Regions from separate parts of the Homo sapiens genome. Here all the other regions are linked to region 3. Evidence: chromatin loops called from intact Hi-C (ENCODE). Cell type or tissue: endothelial cell of umbilical vein. All regions are shown on one strand. Region 1 holds the start of LINC01843 (long intergenic non-protein coding RNA 1843). Region 2 holds the start of LOC124901191 (U7 small nuclear RNA). Region 3 holds the start of CDKN2AIPNL (CDKN2A interacting protein N-terminal like).

Region 1 (8,000 bases), 92 kb after region 3:
TCTCGAAAAACATATTTTCTTTCTTCAATAATAAATTAATTTTAGCTTACTGTAACCTTTTAAATTCTGTTTCAACTTTTTTTTTCTTCTTCAACTTAATTGTAAGTTCGGGCGTAGCAGGGCGTGCAGGTTTGCTACATAGGTAAATGTGTGCCATGGTGGTTTGCTGCACAGATCTTCCCATCACCTGGGTATTAAGCCCAGCATCCACTAGCTATTCTTCCTAATGCTCTCCCTCCCTCCACCATCCCCCGACAGGCCCCAGTGTGTGTTGTTCCCCGCTCCATATGTCCATGTGTTCTCATCATTCAGCTCCCACTTGTAAGTGAGAACATGCAGTGTTTGGTTTTCTGTTCCTGCGTTAGTTTGCTGAGGATAATGGCTTCCAATTCCATCCATGCCCCTGCAAAGGACATGATCTTGTTCCTTTTTATGGCTGCATAGTATTCCATGGTATATATGTACCACATTTTCTTTATCCAGTCTATCACTGATGGGCATTTAGAAAAATATGGAATGCTTCATGAATTTGCGTGTCAACCTTGCACAGCGTCCATGCTAATTTTCTCTGTATTGCTCCAATTTTAGTATATGTGCGGCTGAAGTAAGCACTTTAATTTTTTGACTTTTGTAAAAACACTTATCTTAAAACACACATTGTACAGCTGTGCAAAAATATTTTCCTTTCCCTTTTCTTTTTTTTTTTTGAGGCGGAGTCTCGCCCTGTCACCCAGGCTGGAGTGCAACAGTGAGATCTTGGCCCACTGCAACCTCCGCCTCCTGGGTTCAAGCGATTCTCCTGCCTCAGCCTCCTGAGTAGCTGGGATTACAGGCACGTGCCACCACGCCTGGCTAATTTTTGTATTTTTAGTAGAGACAAGGTTTCACCATGTTGGTCCAGCTGGTCTCGAGCTCCTGACCTCGTGATCCTCCCGCCTCGGCCTCCCGAAGTGCTGGGATTACAGGCGTGAGCCTCCGCGCCTGGACAATTAACTTTTTTAGTAAGTAGGAGTATACTCTAAAATAATGATAAAAAGTATGGTATAGCAAATACATAAACCAGTCACGTAGTCGCTTATTATCAAGTATTATGTACCGTACATGATTGTATGTGCTATACTTTTACACGACTGCAGTGTAGTAGGTTTGTTTAGACCAGCATGACTACAACTATGTGAGTAATGTGTGGCACTATGACATTACCACAGCTATGATGTCACTAGACAATATAAATTTTTCAATTCCATTATAATCTGGTCTGTTGTTGACTGCAACATCATTGTGCAGCACATGACTGTATATTATACTTCAACACAAAAGTTTACTTAAGAAAATAAATAGCGGCCAGGCTTGGTGGCTTACGTCTGTAATCACAGCACTTTGAGAGGCCAAGTGGGCGGATCACCTGAGGTCAGGAGTTTGAGACCAGCCTGGCCAACATGGTGTAACTCTGTCTCTACTAAAAATAGAAAAAAATTAGTCGGGCATCATGGCGGTTGCCTGTAATCCCAGCTATTCAGGAGCCTGAGGCGGGAGAATTGCTTGAACCTGGGAAGCGGAGGCTGCAGTGAGCCGAGATGACACCATTGCACTCCAGCCTGCGTGACAGAGCGAGACTCGGTCTAATAAATAAATAATTAAATAAGTAAATAGCTAAACCTGCTGACGCTACTGCATGAGAGAATTCCAGGGAGAGCTTGGAAACTGAGCATCTCTTTCGGTGGTATCTTCTGCTGATCCTTAGTTACTAGGTTTTCCAAAGTCCTAAAACCTGATGTCAGCAACCAGAGCTGTGGGGACAGAGGAAAAGAGGGAGGTGGCTTAGTAGGATGAGTGTCCCCAGGAGGGGCTGAGAGTGTCACTGGGCACACAGAAGCTCTGCAAAGGGATGGCTCTAGCCCTGCCTGAGCGGACCAAAGAGACCACTGTCTATGTTGAGCTGAGGTTGGCTCCCCACAAGCCTTCCGAGAACCTTGATCTGCTCAGATAAACCCCTTCCTTAGCCCTCTAGAATAAAAAGGAGAGAGCATCTTATTGTAGGCTGTAGGCAGGGGTGGGTGGAGGAGCTGAATTGGGCCCACTTTAGGCTGGGCATTGGATCCCAGTTTCACCAGTGTCTTTCTACATTGTTTGAGCTCTCCCAGATTGTCAGCTTCCTGCTGGCCAAGCTCAGCAACCCTCAGGGCATGGCTTGGCACTTGAGAAGTTTCCAGTGATGTTCACCTGAGTGGGGGTGGGAAGGCAGGAGTTAATGGCCCCACCTGCACCATGTCTCAGGGAGGAGAGCTCCTCACCCAAATGTCTGGATGAAAGGCAAAGAGGTATTCACTGGACCATTCAATGCCAGAGGGCCCTAAGAGTGCCTTGTACACAGTAGGTACTTCCACACCCTTGTTGAAAGTCTAGATGGAATGAAGTGTCCGGTCCTGGGTCTGCCTTAAAGCCAGGTAAGAACCTACTCTGTAGGGTGGAGAGGCCTCAAGGTTAGGCCCAGAGAAGGCAGGACCTGCCCTAGGCCACACAGAAGTCCCTGGTGGTGGCTGAGTTCTTGGAGAGGACAGTGGCAGCTTGAAAAACTAGTCCATGAAGTCAGAGAGAAGCACATACCTTCCTATTGCCCTGCCTTCTCCCCACGTACAGATGGCAAACTGAGTCTTAGAAGGCATAGGTGCCTAGTCCCTGCCTCACAGCTAATCTGCTGAATCTTGGATAAGTGCTGTGCTATCACGCCCACTCCTCTAATCTCCCTCTCCTTCCCCAGTCCTGAGTTTCTTCACAAAAGCATCACTGCCTACTCACACCCACCCACCCTTTGCATGCCTCTAGAATAGGGGTCAGCAAACTGTTTCTGTAAAGGGTCAGATGGTAGATCTTTTTGGCTTTGAAGTCCATAGGCCCATAGATTCTCTGCTGCAGCTCCTCAACTCTGCCTTATAATGTGAAAGCTGCCAGAGGAAACATGTAAATGAACAGGTGTGGCTGTATTCCTTTATTTATGGACGCTGAAATTTGAATTTCACATAATTTTTACATATCTGGCTGAGCGCGGTGGCTCACACCTGTAATCTCAACATTTTGGGAGGCCGAGGCAGGCGGATCACTTGAGGTCAGGAGTTTGAGACCAGCCTGGCCAACATGGTGAAATCCTGTCTCTACTAAAAATACAAAAATTAGCCAGGCATTTTGGTCCATGCCTGTAATCCCAGCTACTCGGGAGGCTGAGGCAGAAGAATCGCTTGAACCCGGGAGGCGGAGGCTGCAGTGAGCCGAGATTGTGCCACTGCATTCCAACCTGGGCAATAGAGTGAGACTCCGTCTCAAAAAAAAAAAAGTAAGAACTATTCTTAGCTCATGGGCTATACAAAAATGGGTAGTGGGCCAGAATTGGCCTTCAGGCCACAGTTGGCCAATTCTCTGTTGTAGAATGTGCCATCCTGGGGCTCAGATTCCCCATAATCACTGAGGCTGTAAGTCCTGTCCTACCATACGGGTGGTATGAATGGCGAACTGTTTGGTTTGCTCAGGAATGGGGGTTTCCTAGGCTTTAGATTTTTTGGTGCTAAAACCAGTACAGTCCCAGGCAAACCAGGACAGAACAGTTGGTCACCCTAGGTAGTAATCATTAACCCAGAGAGGGCCAGGCTTCAGGAGCCAGCTGGCCAGGGTTCAGGTGTGGCCCCCAGGGCCCCCTCCAGGCATTGCCTTGTCCTTGTGGTTTGTGGTAGGGCCTTGTCCCATTGGGGCTGGCCCTCTGCAAGGAGATGCCCCCTCCTCCATGCAGGAAAACCTCTGTGGTCTGGGAGCTCTCAAAAGGCAGGAAGTTGAATCATCAACTCCGGTAACGTCTCTGTCAGCCTGTGGGTCTGCCCAGGGAGCTCAGGGCTCCAGGCCCAGGGGGCTGGCTCTGCGCTTTGTTTGCTGCTTTCTCTGAACAGGAAAGCTTCAGAATGAGGCTTCTAGAGAAATGAGAGCTGTTGAGTCAGATGGGGAGGAGCGCTGGATGTTAGGTTGACCAAGACTCTCACCCTGCTCTGGCCTGGACTTGCTTTGTGGCCTTCAATGACTCTCTCGCGCTCTCTGTATTTTGGCTTTGGCTTCTACCACAGAAATGCTGATTCTTGAAATCCTCTTAAATTAGGAGTATGAATGATGACCAAAGTGGGAGCACCCCGGCTTCCGAAGACCCGTTTTATCTTTTCTACCAGGGATGCAGGCTGCTCAGACACACTTCCCTGCCTCCTGCCTGCCTGGGAGAAGGACCTGACCAGCCACCCCAGTTCTGGCCACAGGGGCTTTAGGAAGGTGACAAGTCTGGATTTAGGGAGATGGAGGAGAGGGGCAGAAAAGGAGGTCCAGGTTAAAGACAGTTATCCACAGATGACAATGATAACCATACCACCTGTTGTTTATTAAGCACTGACGACGTGCCAGCCTTTCAATGATCTCATCTGATCCTCACAATGACTCTTTCAGTTAAGGATTATCATCATTTTCATTTTATGGGGAAGGCAAATGGAGCCCAGAGAGGATAAGTACCTTGCCCAAGGTCACACAGCTACCATGAGGTGCAGTTGGCATTAACTCTAACTGTGTTAGACTGTGGCTTTGAGGGTTGAGGGCTCAGGAAGCCCACAGGTAGCAAGGGAGGGATGAGACTGGCAGAGAAGTCTAGAGTAGGGTCGGGGGAGAAATTGTTCTTTCTTCCTGGTGCTGCATAGGGACATCCAGAGAATACTAAGAAGTCTGGGGTTTGCTAGGCTTGGAGACCATGTTCCCAGACCAGGGATCATGAGGACACAGTCCCTAAGCCCAGCAAAGCCCAGACTACCTACAGTCTGAATGCTGAACCCCTCGAGACCATTTGGAAAATCTGTCGAGGGCTTGAGGAGGAAATTGGATACATAGCAGGATTTTGCTACAGAGCAGAAATGAGCATTTACTTTCCGAGCAAAGACAGCCCTTCTCCAAGGATGCCCCTGGGTGTCTCTGTATGTACCTCCCCAACCCAGCATGGGTGCCATGCTCAAGGTTCAGACAGAGGACCACAAGCCCCATGCTGCACCATGCATAATGTCCCTCTTCCCCTTTGACGGGGGGGACGATGGGAGCTTGGCAGAATTTAACCATCCTTAGCAGAGGACCACGCCTATGAAGGGCCAATAGGGCCAGTGATGGGCTGTGCTCCTGGGGTGGGGGCAACCCTCAACTTGCTGTCCTCAGTAACACAGCCGATAGATGTCTCTGAGAAAAGAGACCAACCCAGCTGTGCCAGGCAACTGACTGGACCCCTGACTTGGATTCAGGTCAGGTCTAAAGATGCCTTCTCCCCTATTAGCATCAGGTTCAAAGCCAGGCTTAGCCAAACCCTAAACATTCCTTACACTTTCTGGGGAACCACGAAATTCTTCATGAAGCCCTTAATTTAAAAAGCATCTTGTAGGCTGGGCACGGTGGCTCACGCCTGAAATCCCAGCAGCACTTTGGGAAGCCGAGGCGGGCGGATCACGAGGTCAGGAGTGAGACAAGCCTGGCCAACAGAGTGAAACCCCTTTTCTACTAAAAATACAAAAAACTAGCCGGGTGTGGTGGCATGTGCTTGTAATCCCAGCTACTTTGGGGGCTGAGGCAGGAGAATCGCTTGAACTTGGGAGGCAGAGGTTGCAGTGAGCCGAGATCGTGCCACTGCATTCCAGCCTGGGTGACAGTGCGAGACATAGTCTTAAAAAAAGAAAAAAAGAAAAAGAAAAGAAAAGAAAAGCATCTTGTGCTGGGCACGGTGGCTCACGCCTGTAATCCCAGCACTTTGGGAGGCTGAGGCAGGTGGATCACTTGAGGTCAGGAGTTCGAAACCACCCTGGCCAACACAGTGAAACCTCGTCTCTACTAAAAAAAAAAAAAATTAGCCAGGTGTGGTGGCAGGCACCTGTAATCCCAGCTACTTGGGAGGCTGAGGCAGGAGAATCACCTGAACCCAGGAGGCGGAGGTTGCAGTGAGCCGAGATCGCACCATGGCACTCCAGCCTGGGAAACAGAGGGAAACTCCATTTAAAAAAAAAAAAAAAGCATCTTGTTCTGTCTGCTATGTGGGCTCTAACTGGAATTGGTAGGGCTATGGGCTCCAGGAGGCTTCATTAGCCAGAGGACCTACTAGGACTGGGCCTGCACTGATATCTTGAGGTAGAGGTGGGGGCCTGGAAGCTGGGTGCAGGGCTGAGGCCCCTCACTGGGTCTGCACTGAACAGCTAGGCCCAGGAGCCAAATCATGGTTGCAGACATTTGGCTTCCATTATCTGACTATTTGGGACAGCCTCAAGCTAGACTTGATTACTGCAAACCTGAAATAGTTCCTTATTAGACAGGGCTAGCTCACCCTCCTAAATGAGTCTTGTTGGGACTCTCGGGGTCTTGCACTGAGCACACTTCCTCATCCTATCCTCCAGCCCCTCTGGCAGGAAAGTAGGAGCACCCCCAGGGCTTCTGCCCCGGGCCTCTGCACAGACTCCAGGGGCACCTGTGGGGCTGAGGGCAAGTGGCAGCACAGTGCCTCCGGCCAGGACTGGCCCAGCCCTCTTCCCTGTGCCCAGCTCCTCCCCATGGAAGAAAGGGGAGAACAGGACTGGCTACTTGAGGACACCAGGGACTGGGCCTGCCTGAGAGTGACAGTTCTGGGACTCTCCCTGCTCCCGGTGAATGCCAGCCAGGGTGTGGGGCCCAGGAGGCTCCAGTGCTTTCCCAGTCCAAAGGTCACTAACTGCCCAGCCGCTGGGAGTGTGTGCAGGGGGCGGTTCTCCAGCCAGGGAGGTGCAGGAATAAAGGGGGTGTGGGGAGACAGGAAGAGGCTGAGCTTGTGGGGCCTGAGAGCCTCTCCCCTGGGCAGGGTGGGGTCATTGGGCTGCCTTAGATTCCCCCCCCCACCTCTCAGCCTGCTGCCTCTGGACAAAGCTCTGCAGAGGAGCCCCATCTCCTTCAGCCCCCTCCTGCCTTTGGGGTGCAAGTTTCCTGAAGGACTTGAGTGAGATGTCACCAAGCAACAGGCTGTCAGGCTCTTGGCAGCAAGTACTGGCCCAGCGACTCGCGGCAGAGTCTCTCCTTGGGGCGTCTGTCCTTATCAGGGGTGGATGCTGTCAGACTTGCTAATGGTGGAATTTCTGGCATGTGGCAGGTGGGTAAAAGAGACCCCTGGGCTAGGGAGCCATTTGCAAGTCCCTCAGATGGCCTCAGGTGTGGGTCATGCTCCACTGCAGCCATGGTTACTGGGAAGCCAAGTGGACTCCATGGGGCTCCAAGCAGTGGGAGGGAGCTCCTGGGAGACACAGTGTGGCCCAGATGCCCTGGTCATGGGGACATCCAAGCACAGGTGAGAAACTTGGGCAGGGAGGGTGCAGAGGAAATTTGGAAATGGCTGAGAGGCTGGACTCAAGGTCTCTTGGGCTTGAACTGAGCTCAAGCAATCCACCCACTTCAGCTTCCCAAGGTGCTGGGATTACAGTCGTGAGCCATGGCATCCGGCTGGACTCAAGGTCTCTTGTTCCCTGATCCTGGGCTTGGCATGGAGAAGGGAGGAAGCTGAAGGGGGCAGGTAAAAAGATGCCTACCTGGGCACTGTAGACTAAATGAACCCTCAGACTGTGAAAGTCTCAGAAATCAGAGAAAGAGGCCTGGTGTGGTGGCTTGCACCTGTAATCTTAACACTTTGGGAGGCTGAGGCGGGAGGATTGCTTGCGCCCAGGAGGTTGAGGCTGGAATGAGCCATGATCACTCCAGTGCACTCCAGCCTGAGTAACAGAAAGAGACCCTGTCTCAAAAAAGAAAAAAGAAAAAAAAAACAGAGGAAGGGACTGGCACTTCCAAGTCAGAGAGAGCTCCCTGAAGAGGTGGGCCTGGTAATTGAGAAAGAAAGCAGTTGAGACAGACACGGGGGCTATGGGAGCAAGAGTCTGGAGGTGCGAGCATGCCGGGCAGGTGTAAGGACTGGTGAGTCACCAGGGGAAATGTGTAAA
Region 2 (8,000 bases), 170 kb after region 3:
GTCTGCCAATGCCACTTCAGCCTCAGGGCTGAGCTGGGCCTGGAGAGGAAAGCTGCTGAGCCACCGTTGGAGCAAATGACTGAGGACCTCTGCTGCCCCTACTTCTGCCCCAGAGCTGAGCTGACCTGATTGTGCTTTGGCATCACCACCCACTCTGGCCCCAACATCTAGCCTTGCCAAGTTCAGGTGCTAGTCATGACCATGTAGAGCTCACCGTGTACCCAAAGACTGTGGCAGCTTCCTGGCTGCTGGAGCTTTCCAGGCCCCCTATCTTCTGTTTATTCACTCAGCCAGCATTAACTGAGCATGGACTGGATAGGGTTGCTGCCCTTGTGGAATGCACCATCTGGAGAGAGAGAGGAATGTGGTATCGCAGACGCTACAGTTGCTGCCAGTTTAGGGATAGAAGTATCAGGGATGTCTTCCCAGAAGCAGTGATGCTCCAACAACATCTCAGGCACTTGGCTGTGGCCACATATCGGCTGCAGAAGGAGAAGCCCATGCAAGGCACCCACAGTTGAGGAAGCAGAGGGTGGCAAGCCACGAGCAGTGCCCTCAGGCACAGGATTCCAGAAGCATGGGCAAGAGCCTGGAGGGTCCACATCCCCACATTGGTTCTGGGGACATTTGCAACTCCTTGTCTTGAGTGTCAACAACAGGCAGCTCTTTGTTCAGGGCAGGGCAGGGTATTTGGAGATGACTGGTTTGCCCTGTCCAAAGCTGCTGCTCACACTGTTGAGAGGCTTGACGCCTGGGGTGGGACATGGGCTGTGTGCATATCGGCGAGGCTGTCTGGCCTGGCGGCTGGACAAAGCCTCCTAGTGGAGATGATATTTGGCCTGTGAACTGAATCAGGTGAAGGATAGGAGAAGAAAACAGCATATTTGGAGACTTAGTGGCCAGAGCATGTCTTGGCAGAGAAACTGGAAGGAGGCTGGAATGGCTGCACCAGGCAGAAGGAAGACTCCTAAAGTGGGGATGACGGGTAACCTGGGTCACATGTGCGAGATCTTCTTGTAGCCTGGGGGAGGAGCTTACACTGTCCTGAGAGCAGTGGGGAGCCTCAGGAGCCTGCCTCCAGAGTATCTAGGCATTAGTTACATGCCATGTTACAGATGAGATTGCCCAGGCACAGTGGCTCATGCCTAAAATCCCAGCACTTTGGGAGACCACAGTGGGAAGATCACTTGAAGCCAGGAGTTCCAGACCAGCCTGTCTCTACAAAAAAAAAAAAATACAAAAATTAGCTGAGCATGGTGACACATGCCTGTATTCCTAGCTGCTTGGGGAGCAGAAGTAGGATTGCTTGAGCCCAGTAGTTTGAGGCTGCAAGCGAGCTATGATTACACCACTGTACTCCAGCCTGGGTAACAGAGCCAGGCTCTGTCTCTAAAAAATAAATAAATAAACAGATGTGGCCAGGCACAGTGGCTCGCACCTGTAATCCCAGCACTTTGGGAGGCCAAGGTGGAAGGATTACTGGAGCCCAAGAGTTCAAGACCAGTCTGGGCAAAATAGCAAGACCCTGTCTCTACAAAATTTGAAAATTAGCCGGGTGTGGTGGCATGCACCTGTGGTCCCAGCTACTCAGGAGGCTGAGGCTGGAGGATCGCTTGAGCCTGGGAGGTCAAGGCTGCAGTAAACTATGATTGTACTACTGCGCTCCATCATGGGCAACAGAGCAAGACTCTCTCTCAAAACAAACCAAAACAGATGAGACTGAGGCCTGGCCTGAACTGAAAGGATACAAGGGCCAGGGGTGCACCCTGAATCTCCCATCTAGTTTGCTGCCTGACTTTGAAAGCCAACCAAGAGACCATGGCAGGAGACTGGTTCAGGGTTGCTGACCCTGGGGTTAGGAATGGAACCCAAGCCTCTTGACCCCTCAGGTAGTGTTCCTTCCACCTACATGTCTAGCTCCTCAGCCTGGCATTCAAGGCCCTGCCCTGTCCAGACTCCCTTCCAGCCATTCTTCCCACCACCCACACTCTCTCCCAAGACTACAGGTTGTGCAGGTCAGACTGGAGTCCAGGTCCTGCGAGGGCCTCTCCTCGTGGCCCTGTGGCCACCCCAAGTCCCCCACAGGCCACAGTGGACAGTTGGTCCACCCCACCATGCCAGCCATCCCCTAACTCCAACCTTTTTGCTGTGGAGGGTGAGCACTGGCTGATGGAGGACTCCTGGGCTGCCACGCAGGGATCTTGGTGCTGACCGAGGCCACTCAGGGTAACCATCTCCCTCCTCCTCTCACTTTCCCTGACACAGAGCGGTCTGGGAGGAGAGCAAAGGGCAAGAAGAGTGACTCGAAGAGGAAGGGCTGCGAGGGCTCCAAGGGCAGCACTGAGAAGAAAGAGAAAGTGAAGGCGGGGCCTGACTCAGTCCTGGGGCAGCTGGGTGAGTGAGGGCCATGCTGGCCTGCAGACACGGCAGGCTTGACCATCACCACGCTTGCAGCTCTGTCTGCCCTGCGGAAGGCCAGCTGCACAGAGTAGGAGACTGAGGCTCAAGAGCGGTAACCAGGCCCTTGCTTGCCCAGGTGCACACACCTTCCACCCACAAAGGAGACAGATCTCAGAGCCCCGTGTGACATCCTGGGAAATGCCCCGTCTGTAGACCTGGATGGAGGCTGGGCCACGCCCACTCAGGAACTGTCCAGTCATTCCCCTGGCTGGGGGGTCCTGGGTGCTGGATTTTCCCAGAGGCCCCTGGGACAGCCCCATGCTGGGAGGGGAGGATCTGCCAGAAAGCCCCATCCTTGTCCTACTCTCCCAGAATCCTCTAAGTGGGCCCTTCCTGCAACAGCAGCAGACTCTCCTGGAGCTGCCCAGAGGAGTGGCTGCAGGCTCTGGCCCTGCCCACCACCTCCACTGTCCCAGGCCTCCTGTTAGGCAGAGCAGCCTAATGGGAGCAGTGTGACTCATGGACCTCACGTGCTTCCTCCAGAGATCTCAGGGAGCATCATGGAGTCCCCTTCCAGACCTTGCCTCTGGGATGGAAGCCCCAGGTCATCCTTTCTGTCCCTCTGTCTCAAGAAGGGGACAACCCAGGCGTGGTGGTGCATGCCTGTATTCCTAGCTGCTCAGGAGGCTGAGTTGGGAGGATCGCTTGAGCCCAGGAGGTTGAGGCTGCAGTGCACCATGATCATGCCACTGCACTCCAGCCTGGGTGACAGAGCAAGACCCTGTTCCTTCATTTCACACCCCTCCCGCAAAAAGAAGGGGATAACTTGGGTGTCTAACAGGAAACCCAGTCTCCCGTCTCGCCAGCTGCCCCCTCCCAAGACCTCGGTAAGGAAGGAAGGCTCTGCCGCCCTCACATCTGCTGGCGTCTCACTTGCCTCCCCTCTCCCTGACATCCAGGAGGGACTGGATACTGCTTGCTACCCCTATTCGTACCTGATCCCTTTATCCATGCTCTTTGCTGCAAGCGCTGGGAGGCAACGCTTATAAAGACTGAGCGCCCTCTGGCGGCCTGAGGGCATTTTCCTCCAGATTCCTCCTTCCCCAACCCCACCAGAATGGGGGTAGTGGGCAGGTCCAACTTCGTGGGTAGCAACCTGTGCAGTGCCACGGGGTCCTTGTTCTTGGTTAATGCTCTGCTGCTGCCACCTTGAATTTTCTTTCCCATGGCAGGCTTTCTGGTAAAATCCAAAAAACCTGCTAGACAAACTAAAAGAGCTATAACACTCCACCTTGAAATTCTTAATAATATTTGAACAAGGAGCCTATATTTTCATTTTACACTCTAGCCCACAAATTATGAAGCCCATCTTGAGGGCAGCACGTCCTTCTGGAGAGAAGCGTATAAGTAGTCCCTACTCTTTGGTGGTGTTGGCAGGAGGGATGGACAAAACAAGATAGCTCACCTGGGTCTGGCACAGGGGGACAGAGAGAAGACGATGCCTGGTGGTGTGCTGGGAGCGTCAGTGGGCTTCCTGAAAGGGTGGGACACACGTCTGCTGGCGTCTCACTTGCCTCCTCTCTCCCCTCAGCAGGCCTGTCCACCTCATTCCCCATCGATGGCACCTTCTTCAACAGCTGGCTGGCACAGTCGGTGCAGATCACAGCAGAGAACATGGCCATGAGCGAGTGGCCACTGAACAATGGGCACCGCGAGGACCCTGCTCCAGGGCTGCTGTCAGAGGAACTGCTGCAGGACGAGGAGACACTGCTCAGCTTCATGCGGGACCCCTCGCTGCGACCTGGTGACCCTGCTAGGAAGGCCCGAGGCCGCACCCGCCTGCCTGCCAAGAAGAAACCACCACCACCACCACCGCAGGACGGGCCTGGTTCACGGACGACTCCAGACAAAGCCCCCAAGAAGACCTGGGGCCAGGATGCAGGCAGTGGCAAGGGGGGTCAAGGGCCACCTACCAGGAAGCCACCACGTCGGACATCTTCTCACTTGCCGTCCAGCCCTGCAGCCGGGGACTGTCCCATCCTAGCCACCCCTGAAAGCCCCCCGCCACTGGCCCCTGAGACCCCGGACGAGGCAGCCTCAGTAGCTGCTGACTCAGATGTCCAAGTGCCTGGCCCTGCAGCAAGCCCTAAGCCTTTGGGCCGGCTCCGGCCACCCCGCGAGAGCAAGGTAACCCGGAGATTGCCGGGTGCCAGGCCTGATGCTGGGATGGGACCACCTTCAGCTGTGGCTGAGAGGCCCAAGGTCAGCCTGCATTTTGACACTGAGACTGATGGCTACTTCTCTGATGGGGAGATGAGCGACTCAGATGTAGAGGCCGAGGACGGTGGGGTGCAGCGGGGTCCCCGGGAGGCAGGGGCAGAGGAGGTGGTCCGCATGGGCGTACTGGCCTCCTAACTCACCCCCTTCCCTGTCCCAGGCCCTGCCCTGGTCCCCCCACAAGGCCTCAGCCCAGTCACAACTGCCATTTCCAGTCTCTGCTGAGTGTCCCAGACCCTCGAGGCTGCCACTCCGTCGTGGTTTTATTTTTAATATAGAGAGAGTTTTGAATTCTACACTGTTGTCTTTCCTCTGTGCTGGCCTAGGACATTAGGATTCCTTCCACGGCTCCGGCCGCTAGGACCCTGCCAGGTCCCGCGCACCATCCCTGCCCTGCCCACGTGGTATTGCTGGGCTCCTGGCTAGATGCAAGCAAGGTGGACAAGAGCTCAGGACTCCAGCCCACTGCCACTGGGTGACACAGACTGTCGTTTGGGCATTATTTCATGGCAGATGGGCCAGTCCAGGGCCTACCCCGCCTTGCCCCCAGATCCCACTGGGGTCCATTTGGGGGGTCCTGCTACACTCCACCGATCCCCAAGGAAGTATAATAAACGATACCCAGCCAGAGTCTACTCACTGTCACAAGCACAACGAGTTTATATGAGAAAGCACTGAGGGGGTGCAGAGGGCCCGCTAGTTCCAGGGGAACTGAAAGCTGTTCCTGATCAGCCCGTATCATCTGAGGCCTGCCTGCCCACCCTGCCACCCTCCCCTCCCTTGCTGCTCTGCCCCTGCCAGTGCCCAGCCCAGCGGCTCTGGGAAGGGGTTCCCAGAATCCCTCCTGAGCTGTGCCATTTACTCAGGGGACTCCCAAACAGCCAGCTGCCAGTGCAGGTGGAGGGCTGTAGGGGAGGGCCAGTGCCCAGACAGGGTCATGGGGCTCAGACCAGCCCACTGTAGAGAATCACTCTGAGGCTCCAACTTCCTTCCTTCCTTCGGGGCCAGTCTCGGCCGAAGTCTGGTCACGCTCAGACAGAGCTGACCAGACCAGACCGTTTGCCTTTTCAAGTTTCCTAGTCCTGCTACAAGATGAGCTTCTTCCGTGGTTTCCTTTTGGAAACTCCTCCTTCCAACAAGCAGTGGGATCCCGGGGCCCAGGGCGGGCCGGTGTTGGCCGCTGGGGCTGTTGTAAGTCTTGCTGGATGTTCCCCTGTTCCTGAGCCTTAACCCCTCGCACAGCCATCCCCCCCCCCGTCCTGCCATCCCCCCCCGCCGTCCTGCCTTCCCCACCCCACCCTTAGGTCCCAGGTAGTTGCTCTGAAGAGTTTCAGTAGAGTGGCCCCAGGGTGATAGCTCAGGGAACAACAAAAAAGGAATTCCGTGAAAACATTTTTTTTTCTTTGATGAATTACTCCTGGGTCACTTCCACCACTGGTAAAGCCAGAACTTCTCCAAAAAGAACCTTGCAAAAAGTCCAGTGAATCAGTCGAATCATTCTGTGGATGCCAAAGAATATTTTGACCATAATACAGCACAGCCTGGACCTGACAACTTGTCATTTGGACTTTTTTTTAAATGGAGTTCTTTAGCAACAAAGTATAGAAACATGTTCATTGCACACACCCAAGGAGAAGAGCTCAAGCGCTTGGAAGAGGATGCTTTGCTGCTGCTGAAGTGTACCTGGGTGTTAGATTTCAGATCCTGGGCTGAGCCCACTGTGAGCTTTCCTAAACTGTGAGACTCACAGAGGGGAAAGATACTGACGGTGAAACCAGCATGGAAAACGTCTTTACCATGTGGTTCCCTCCTCCCCAAATACATAAAGCAAATAAGCAGGATGGGGAACAGCTTGACCTTCATCCACCCCTAACTCCAAAACTATCAAGGTACGACAGTGGCATTGTCATCGACACTCAATTTCATGTGAATTTTAGCAAAACAGGAAACAAAGATAATGACTCAGTTCAGAGGATCGGACAAATGTGTCTAGTCCGGGTGGACTCGGAGGGAGTGGGGTGGGCTTCAAGGATTCTGGGCGTTGGGATGGCATGAGCTACCCTGTAGAGTTTAGTCTGCCTGCCCGCCTTGGTAGTAGTGACCAGTCAGTGTCAGCATCAGTGTCCCAACCCCAGTCTCTGTTTACTGCCTTTGAACAGAACTTCTTCCTTCCCCATGCTTTGGGTCACCTCGGGCTGCAACCCTGTCTGTGCCAGATTGCCCGGTCTGACCCTGCAGGAAGCAAAGAGGTGAGCTTAAAGAACAACCAAACTCTGCCAGGGGTCCCAGAAAGCCCAGGGTCCAGCAGTCTCAGCACTTGGCCCCTTGCCCCTTCACACCATCCTGGGGCAGGGGCTGGGCCTCCCTGGTGGCAGGGGTGGGTGGAGAATTAGGGAGAGGGTGCAACGAGTCTGGCCCCTTGCCTCGGGCTGGCTGGTGTTCTTCCAAGAGCCTCTGCTCACATTGTTGGCCTCTGGATTCTGGCCCTTCTTCATTGGCTGTTGCTTTGGACTGGACTGTTGCTGAGCCTGTGTCCTGCAGAACCCAGATGTCTGTTAGGCTGGCTGGCTGCTGCGAGGGGAGGGGGGTGGCCTTTCATTTGGGGTGCCCTTTCACTCCCAGGCCAAGCCCTGGAGCAATCTTCTTCAGGCAGCTGTCTCCACCTCCAGGATGTCCAGCAGGCTGCAAGGAGAAGGATGCCAGCCACCCATCCTCCCCCAGTTCCCAGCCTTTCCCCTGTTGGTCACAGCCGCTTCTGTCTTTTTCCGGTCTACTGTCCCCAGTGTAGAGGGCTTTGCTGTCCCTGAGACTGAGGCAGGTTCCTTTTCCAGGTCAGAGGTGGAGGTAGATCTTTCTCTCAACCACATCTGCCTCCACACACAGCTCCTCCGCAGGGAAGGAGAAGCTGCTCTGTAACTCATTCTGGCTATCGTCCCCCTTCTCACTGACCTGACCGCCCACCACCTCCTTCCCCCTCATCACATGACAAAGGATAATGTGCAAGAAAAGTATTTTTATGTATCATAAATGTATTTTGAAACAAATGAGAAGAAGAAAGGTAGAAGGGTTTATTTTATTAAATGAGCCTGACTTAGTGACAGTGTGTGAGCATTTGCAATGTAAGGGCCTCAGCTTCCTTGGAGAAGCCACCCCAGGTTTCCAGACATAGATGTTGAATTGTTTGTGGGGGGTGTGCCAGGCCACGTCTCGTGTGTCCGTATGCAGGCATGCCTGTGTATACTGTGTATGGGCACACTGGGACTAGCTGGGACAATTCCTAGAGATTCAACTGCCCAATTCTAACCAACATTGGCAGCGGCTGA
Region 3 (8,000 bases):
CTAGCACTTTGGGAAGCTGGGCAGATCACTTGAGGCCAGGAGTTCAAGACCAGCCTGGACAACATGGCAAAACCCTTTCTCTACTAAAAATACAAAAATTAGCTGGGTATGGTGGCACCCGGCTGTAATCCCAGCTACTGGGGAGGCTGTGGCGCTAGAATCACTTGAGCCTGGGAGGCAGAGGTTGCAGTGAGCTGAGATCGTGCCACTGCACTCCAGCCTGGGTGACAAAGTGAGCCTCTATCTAAAAAATAAATTAAAAATAAAGGCTCACCTCATTCCCTGCCTACCTCTGCCCCTGCCCCTGCCCCATAAGGTATACTCCAGTAGCCAGAAACTATCTAGCTCCTCCCTGGCTGGGCCCCAAGAACCTTACTATAGAACACCCAAGGACTGCCCAGTATTTTTTTAAGTATTACATGAGAAGATCCAAAAAGCCACACACTCCCAATTCACACTGCTCCCTGGCTAAAAACAGTAGCCCCTTTTTAACAGCTGATTTTAGTCCTGGTGCGGTGGCTCACACCTGTAATCCCAGCACTTTGGGAGGCCGAGGCGGGCGGATCACGAGGTCAGGAGATCGAGACCATCCTGGCTAACACGGTGAAACCCCGTCTCTACTAAAAATACAAAAAAAAAAAAAAAAAAAAAATTGGCTGGGCGTGGTGGCAGGCGCCTGTAGTCCCAGCTACTCAGGAGGCTGAGGCAGGAGAATGGTGTGAACCTGGGAGGCAGAGCTTGCAGTGAGCCCAGATCGCACCACCTCACTCCAGCCTGGGCGACACAGGGAGACTCCCTCTCAAAAACAAACAAACAAACAAACAAAAACAAAAAAACAGCTGATTTTACTTACTGATTTTTTGTCAGGAGTACTGTGTTGAGGTAACAGCTGATTTTAAAACATAATAGCATCTCGAAAACCAACCTGAAGCTTTTCCCCAGGTTCAGATTAAAACTAAAAGAATACTTTTTTAAGAAAAACAAACCATCCTGAAAATCAAGTGGGGTGTACTATTTGGGACTGAAATACTTTATGAGCAACTGAGAATCTGATTAGTTCCTTGACACCCATATGGAAGAGGACCTCTATATGTGCCCCACCTCCCAAGACAAGACCTAAATGTGGAGGAATGGGCTTACCTATGTTTCTAAGGGCAGACCTAAAAAGGGGCCAGCAGCTTTTTACTCTACTGCTTCAGTCGATTTTATAAGTATTTTCTGAGTACCTTCTCTGGGGTATAAGTATACTAGGTTTGGGAGTTGTAAAGACTAAATAGAACTTTAGACACCATCTGTAAGGTCACAACTGCTTTAAAAGAGCCCTGGATAAAGTGCCAAAGGAACTTCAGAAGATAAGCGAGCAATTAATTCTGCTGCCTGAGCAGACAAATGTGAAACAAGCATGTTTTGGAGGTGATTCTGAAAAGTATTAATAGCTGGGATGCCCAGCTCCATATTCTGAGGTTCTTTCTGCCACATTCTGTAGCCCCAGCTCCAGTGTCCAGATTCAAGACTCTAGGCAAGACTCACTGTAAAAAGCCCATCGCCTGAGATCAGACCCCAAAGGGTAGAGAACAGCTATGCCATCGACATTGCTCCAGGCACGTTCTTATCAGCAAATCACAGAAGCCAAACAAGTCAGGTCGGCACTCACACCGGCACTCACACCTGGGGTAAGGATGAGTCTTACCAATGAGATTTTTTAACAAGTAGGAAACTTAAGTATTCTAGCCAACATCTTTTTAAACATCAAGCAAAAATCTCAAAACAATGTTCCTAAACAACCGGAAGAGGTTAAGCTTATGTGTTACCTCATCAACAATGCATAATTTACCACAGTGAGTTGTCAACTATTTATGAAAAGGCTTATACCAATTATGGGGAAATAAAAATGAAAGGGTATAGGTCTTTGGGGCAGTAAAGAGCATTCAAAAACAATATACTCTAATATAGTGTCATCAAGGCAGGGACTGTTAACTCTACACCATTTCATCACATGCACTTGGAAATCCTATTTACCTTTTTCATTAATTCACTTCTGGTAGTAAATTGTGGCAGGTCTTCCACTTCAATCCCATCGGCCATTTCCATCACCTTGTCTAAAAGGTCTTTATTGTAACTGCACAATAAAAAGTAGTAAGGTAAAAACCTTGGAACAATTGTCACTGTGGATTAATAAGAAACTGCAGGTTGCTCAACTATAAAATCAGCTCTCAGAGAACTGACCTGATACTGCAGGGCAAACCTATACATGTTCCCCACAAGGTTTTGAGATGGAGTCTTGCTCTGTCCCCCAGGTTGGAGTGCAGTGGTGTGATCTCGGCTCACTGCAACCTCCACCTCCCAGGTTCAAGCAATTCTCCTGCCTCAGCCTCCCGAGTAGCTGGGATTACAGGCGTGTGCCACCACGCCTGGCTAATTTTTTATTTTTAGTAGAGACAGGGTTTCACCATGTTGGCCAGGCTGGTCTCCAACTCCTGACCTCAAGTGATCCTCCTCCCAAAGTGCTAGGATTACTGGCGTGAGACACCGTGCCTGGCCCTGTGAACACTTCTTGCTTGTAGATACAGAAGTGGACTTCAGAAATACCAGTACAGCAGATGTTTCAAGATTTAGAAGAACAGAGGCACTGTACATCCAGCAACAGATATTCTCAGATACAGGATGAGGACCAAAATATTTTTATTTTTTAAATACATGGAATGTTAGTCTAACAAAAACATTATTTATTTCCCCAATTCTCTGACATTTGCCTAACCATGGAAAACCAGGATTTCCCAGGAGCACCTAGAAGGCAGGGAAAAGGGACGGGTGCCTCTGGCATTGCTTCCCTACGTACTGTTCTAATAAACCCCAATATGTGAAGCAAAACCAAGTGGCTTAGGCCTGCAGGGGCCAAATGACCAGAGTCAGGCAGCCATAATAGGTATAGAAACCAAGATCAAACCAAGTCACCCTATTTTCCTAACACAATTTCAGGAAAATCGAAGCTCTCTAATAGGGAGTCTCAAGATTTGCCACCTTCCTCATGGAGGGGTGAAAGGAATGCCTTATCAGGCACTTCAAAAGCGGGCCTTTGTCCTTTTGGTGCTGCAGCCAGGATGAAGTGGGCTTTGAGACCTTCACAAAAAGGCATCGGCCATTTTCATAAGAGGGAAAGCAGAGAGGTGAAGCTGGTTCCTACTTAGGACCCCGTGGGCTGTGGAGTGAGGAGAAAAAGCCATAGGATACAGATTACATCCTCTCATTAGTGATTAAAATCCATCAATCCTGCCAGAAGCTGCATGGCCCCAGGTATATCACTTCTCTCCCTAAGCTTTTTCATCTGTAAAATGGGGATCTCCGTTTCTCTCTCTGCACGTTTGCCATGTAGGTGACAGGGGCTAACGGACTTCGAATGCATACTGCAAAGGTGATGGTTTGAGCTAATAATAATAGTAATACAAATAACAATAGCAACCTTTGAACCCGCCATGTATTTAGCTCTTCACCCTTTAATTATTACAGCCATCATAACCACCCTTTTACCAGAAGAGAAAACTGAGGCTCAAAGATAAGGATCTTTCCAAGGGGCCTCCAGGGTGGGAATCAGTCTTCGGGCCGACCAATGCGGATGGAGGTTGGGCCCGGGTTCAGTCTGGGGCAGAGGTTCGGGTCAGGGGTGAGCCCTGGGAGAGGCCTTGAGGGTCGGAAGATAGGGGACAGGATCAGCCGGCCGGCAGGGGTCCGCACCTGCAGCCTAGGAAGAGATGGTTGGCCCAGACCATGGAGAGGGAGAGCAGCTGGTCCAGGCGGCCACTGCCGTCGGGCGGGTCGCGGTAGTCGGGCAGGTGGCGCAGGATGAATTCCATGCGGGCCTTCCATTGCTTCTCGCTCTCTGAGTAGGAGCGGAACTGCTCCGCGAAGTCGGCCGCCTGCCGCACCCCCGAAACCAGCTCCTCCACTGCGGCAGCCGCCTCGCCACCGACCATGGTGCCCGCCGCAGCCGAGGACCGGATAGCCCGCCGCCTTCCCGACGCGCACTGCGCCACCGCCTGCCGGCCAGAGGGGCCCCATCAGCGCACGACTGCTCCAGAAGACCAACCTGGAGCGCCCTCGCCCGGAGCGGCGGCCTGCGGGGGCACAGAGCGGCTCCTGGCTCCTCAGACCGCCGCAGCCCGTGGCTCCTGCCCTGGGTCTACCCAGGGCTACAAGGGTCTTTTGCGGTCGACCCTGCGGGGAACCGGTGGGAAAACTGAGGTCCCTAAACACAGATTCGGAGCGCCCTCTTCCAGTTGGCAGCTGGATGCCAGCCAGAGCTATGCTGTGCCCTTGCCCTGAGAGTTTCCCGGGCACCGCCTCATCCTGAGCGACATCAGGGGGCCCGGGTCACGGTCGACTTCCAGGGGTCTCCACAGCCACGAAGGTTGGGGCCCGCCTTCCTGGAGCGAGTAATCCATCCATCCCGTGAATACTTGCCAGGCACATTGCTAGGTGCTGGAGAGGCAATGAGAGCACATTCGGAGCCCTGCTCGCCTGAACTTTACCATGGAGTGGAGGAGTGGACATTAGTGACATAATTGCTCAAGTAAATGGAGAATTTCAGCGTTGACAAGTATTAGTAAAGAGAAGTTCAGCGTGCTACAACCATGAATAAGCAAGGGACCCAATCTAGTCTTGGGGTCAGGGAAGTGATCCTGGAGAAGTGAAGAATGAGCAGTTTTCTGAGTAAAGGGGAGTCGGTCAAAGCAAGAGAGAGCATGGCCTGGTAAGAGAATTGCAAGATAGGGGGTAGGAGGGGTTGGGGGGCGGGGCAGGGCAGGTAGAGAATGGAGAAGATGAAGTTGCAGAGGTCAGCAAGGCCAGTAGGCCAGGCAGGGATCCTGGCTAGATCCCAAGAATGGGGAGCCGCTGAAGGATTTTAACCAGAACAGTGACACCTGTGTTTACAAAAGATGCTGGAAGGAGCCAGAAACAATGTGTCCAGAGGAAATGAGCAAGTTTGGACTTGGTTTTAAATAGAGACAGGGTTTCGCCATGTTGCCCAGGCTGGTCTCGAACTCCTGAGCTCAAGTGATCCGTCTCCCTCAGCCTCCCAAAATGCTGGGATTACAGGTATGAGCCATCGTAACTGGCTGGACCTGAAAGTTTTTATTTAGCTGGCATGACTCTGCTGTCTGTTCGAGTCTCAGGTAGCAGACACACTGAGAGAAAAAAGAGCTTCCTTTTAAGTGGTGAATTTTCCATCCCTGGAAGCATTCAACTACAGTAACTGGGTGTTGGGGCTCAGAAACCAACACCCCAAAATGTATTTTGACATGCTGAACTGATGAAGAAGCCTCAAGGTCTCTGTGACCTCCGCCACCAACACACACTCCTGTCTGTCAATTCTTTGTTCCTCCCAAAGCACAAGATGAAGTTGTTCCCTTATCTGCCTAAATTTAGTCCAGAACGCCAAAGGAAACAATTATCTCTGGTTCCCTCCCTGAGTTTTCATTAAGTGAATTTGTTTTGCAGGAGGAAAGACTGAAGTATGGTCAACACACTAGGACAGACTTTTGTCACAAACCCTTGTCTCCTCTGCAGGCCCAACAGACTTTGTCCCAGGCCATTGCATGTTCTTCAAGCCCATTGAATTACCCTAAAAATCATTTACTACCCATCTAAAATATTCACACTCTGGATGATGGGGTAATCACTCTGTGATTAACTATGCACATTAATAAACTTGTATGTCTTTTCTCTTTTTTTTTTTTTTTTGAGAGCAAATTTCACTCTTTTTGCCCAGGCTGGAGTGCAATGGTGTGATCTCTGCTCACCGCAACTTCTGCCTCCCAGGTTCAAGTGATTCTCCTGCCTCAGCCTCCTGAGTAGCTGGGATTACAGGCACCTGACATCACGCCCGGCTAATTTTGTATCTTTAGTAGAAACGGGGTTTCACCATGTTGACCAGGCTGGTCTCGAACCCCTGATCTCAGGTGGTCCAAGCTCCTCGGCCTCCCAAAATGATGGGATTATAGGCGTGAGCCACAGTGCCTGGCTGCCTTTTCTCCTCTTAATCTGCCTTTTGTCAATTGATTTTCACTAACCTTCAGAGAGCAAAGGAAAGTTTTCCCTTCACACAAAGAGTCACTTGAGCCTTCACCAGCTTTGAGAGATTATTGACCTAATAGGCTTCCCCATTGCCCCCAGTCAAATGTGAGGTTGGGGTACAGAGGTGAGCCTAGAATCCACGATCTAGGGCTCCAGTGCAGGTCCTGTATTGTGAGTGTGGCCTGTGGGGAGAGCTGATTACATCCTGTCTGCTGCTTCTGCAGCTTCTTTTGGGGCATCAGGGTCCCCAGAAATCAGAGACTCAACAAAGCATGGAAATACAGGGCAGTCCGCATAGAATGAACCTGAAGACCCAGCACCAAGCTCAGTGATATGGCATAATGGTTAACAACAGGGAGGCATGATATTCATGCAAATGTGGGCAAGCAAAGTGTCAACAGGCCTGTGAGACCAAAGACAGAGTTAGCTACTCCCAGCAATCAGGAATTGGTGCACAGACCTAAAAGTCCCAAAAGTGAGTGCAGATCCCACGTCCTGAGAGGCTCGTTAAAATGACAGACTCCCCCAGGCTCACCATTGGATGTTCAGATTCAAGGCCCCAGGTAATTCTGCTTCCACCTGCCGCTGACCAAACTTAGAAAAACTCAAAGTTAGACTGGGAGTGGTGGCTCATGCCTGCAATCCCAGCACTTTGGGAGGCCGAGGCGGGCAGATCACGAGGTCAGGAGATCGAGACCATCCTGGCTAACACGGTGAAACCCCGTCTCTACTAAAAATACAAAAAATAACCAGGCGTGGTGGTGGGCACCTGTAATCCCAGCTGCTTGGGAGGCTGAGGCAGGAGAATGGCGTGAACCCAGGAGGCAGAGGTTGCAGTGAGCTGAGATCGCACCAATGCACTCCAGCCTGGGTGACAGAGTGAGACTCCGTCTCAAAAAAAGAAAAACTCAAAGTTGTTGAGGGTTCTCTGAGCTAAAGTCTTGGTCACCTGATTGTATAGTACAGAGGTTAGCTCAGAAAGTCTTGGTCACCTGATTGTATAGTACAGAGGTTAGCTCAGAAATAGGAACCCAGGCTCTGCAAATAGCAGCTGCAGTTACACAGCCAATCCTGCCTATGGGGTGTGAAAAAGCTAAAGGTCATGCAGCAACTACCTTATTTAGCATATCTGTGACAATTATGGAGCATATGCATATACATAACATACGGACGAACATATTCAGACATGCATACAATTGTAAACCCAAAAGTGCACAAATAGGTATTCTTTTTTTTTTTTTTAATACAGAATCTTGCTCTGCCATACAGGCTGGAGTGCAGTGCCACATCATGGCTGACTGCAGCCTTGACCTCCCAGGTTCAAGAAATCCTCCCACCTCAGCCTCCATGAGTAGCTGGGACTACAGGTGTGTGCCACAATGCCTGGCTAATTTTTAAGTTTTTCATAGAGTTGGGATCTTGCTATGTTATCCAGGCTGGTCTCAAACTCCCGGGCTCAAGTGATCCTCTTGCCTCAGCCTCCCAAGGTGCTAGGATTACAGGCATGAGCCACTACACCTGGCCAGGTATTCTTTCTTTAAAAAAAAATTGTGATGTTGTTAACATTATGCTTTCAAAATGCTAAGCAGTATAAAATATTGGCCAGGCACAGTGGCTCACAGGCCTGTAATCCCAGCACTTTGGGAGGCTGAGGCAGGCGGATCACCTGAGGTCAGGAGTTCGAGACCAGCTTGGCCAACATAGCGAAACCCTGTCTCTACTAAAAATACAAAATTAGCCAGGTGTGGTAGCACGTACCTGTAATCCCAGCTACTCAGGAGGCTGAGGCAGAAGAATCGCTTGAACCTGAGAGGCAGAGGTTCCAGTGAGCTGAGATCGCACGATTGCACTGTAGCCTGGGCAACAGAGCAAGACTGTCTCAAAAAAAAAAATTGTTAATGGCCACACACAGTGAGACCCTCATCTCT

The links. A loop is a pair of places that touch in the nucleus more often than their neighbours do. Peaks named below come from ENCODE experiments on the same cell type or tissue, not always from the same donor. Only the 100,000 strongest peaks of a DNase experiment are listed, where the experiment ranks them.
Region 1: it touches region 3 in a loop (4-fold over the local background); 21 of 110 quality-filtered maps call a loop at or near these places.
Region 2: it touches region 3 in a loop (5-fold over the local background); 77 of 110 quality-filtered maps call a loop at or near these places.

Annotation. Positions count from the first base shown.
Region 1 is chr5:134,499,673-134,507,672 of GRCh38, forward strand. It overlaps LINC01843 (long intergenic non-protein coding RNA 1843), which reads left to right and starts at 6,880. Exons shown (of 2, transcript NR_105045.1): 1 at 6,880-7,162. It also overlaps the pseudogene RNU6-456P. RefSeq lists enhancers at 3,796-4,135, 6,494-7,148. In endothelial cell of umbilical vein, no CTCF peak of the experiment used is centred here; a DNase peak (open chromatin) is centred at 3,909; H3K27ac peaks cover 1,800 bases.
Region 2 is chr5:134,574,503-134,582,502 of GRCh38, forward strand. It overlaps JADE2 (jade family PHD finger 2), which reads left to right. Exons shown (of 12, transcript NM_001388185.1): 11 at 2,266-2,394; 12 at 3,992-8,000. The coding sequence ends at 4,815. LOC124901191 (U7 small nuclear RNA) reads right to left here and starts at 3,688; the gene lies at 3,629-3,688. RefSeq lists enhancers at 6,573-7,105, 7,106-7,637. In endothelial cell of umbilical vein, a CTCF peak has its summit at 3,477 (motif pointing left); DNase peaks (open chromatin) are centred at 2,919, 3,429 and 5,719; H3K27ac peaks cover 2,223 bases.
Region 3 is chr5:134,407,884-134,415,883 of GRCh38, forward strand. CDKN2AIPNL (CDKN2A interacting protein N-terminal like) reads right to left here and starts at 3,998. Exons shown (of 3, transcript NM_080656.3): 1 at 3,733-3,998; 2 at 2,020-2,119. The coding sequence starts at 3,971. RefSeq lists enhancers at 3,390-4,128, 3,652-4,141, 4,129-4,866. In endothelial cell of umbilical vein, a CTCF peak has its summit at 4,122; a DNase peak (open chromatin) is centred at 4,098; H3K4me3 peaks cover 1,429 bases; H3K27ac peaks cover 1,070 bases.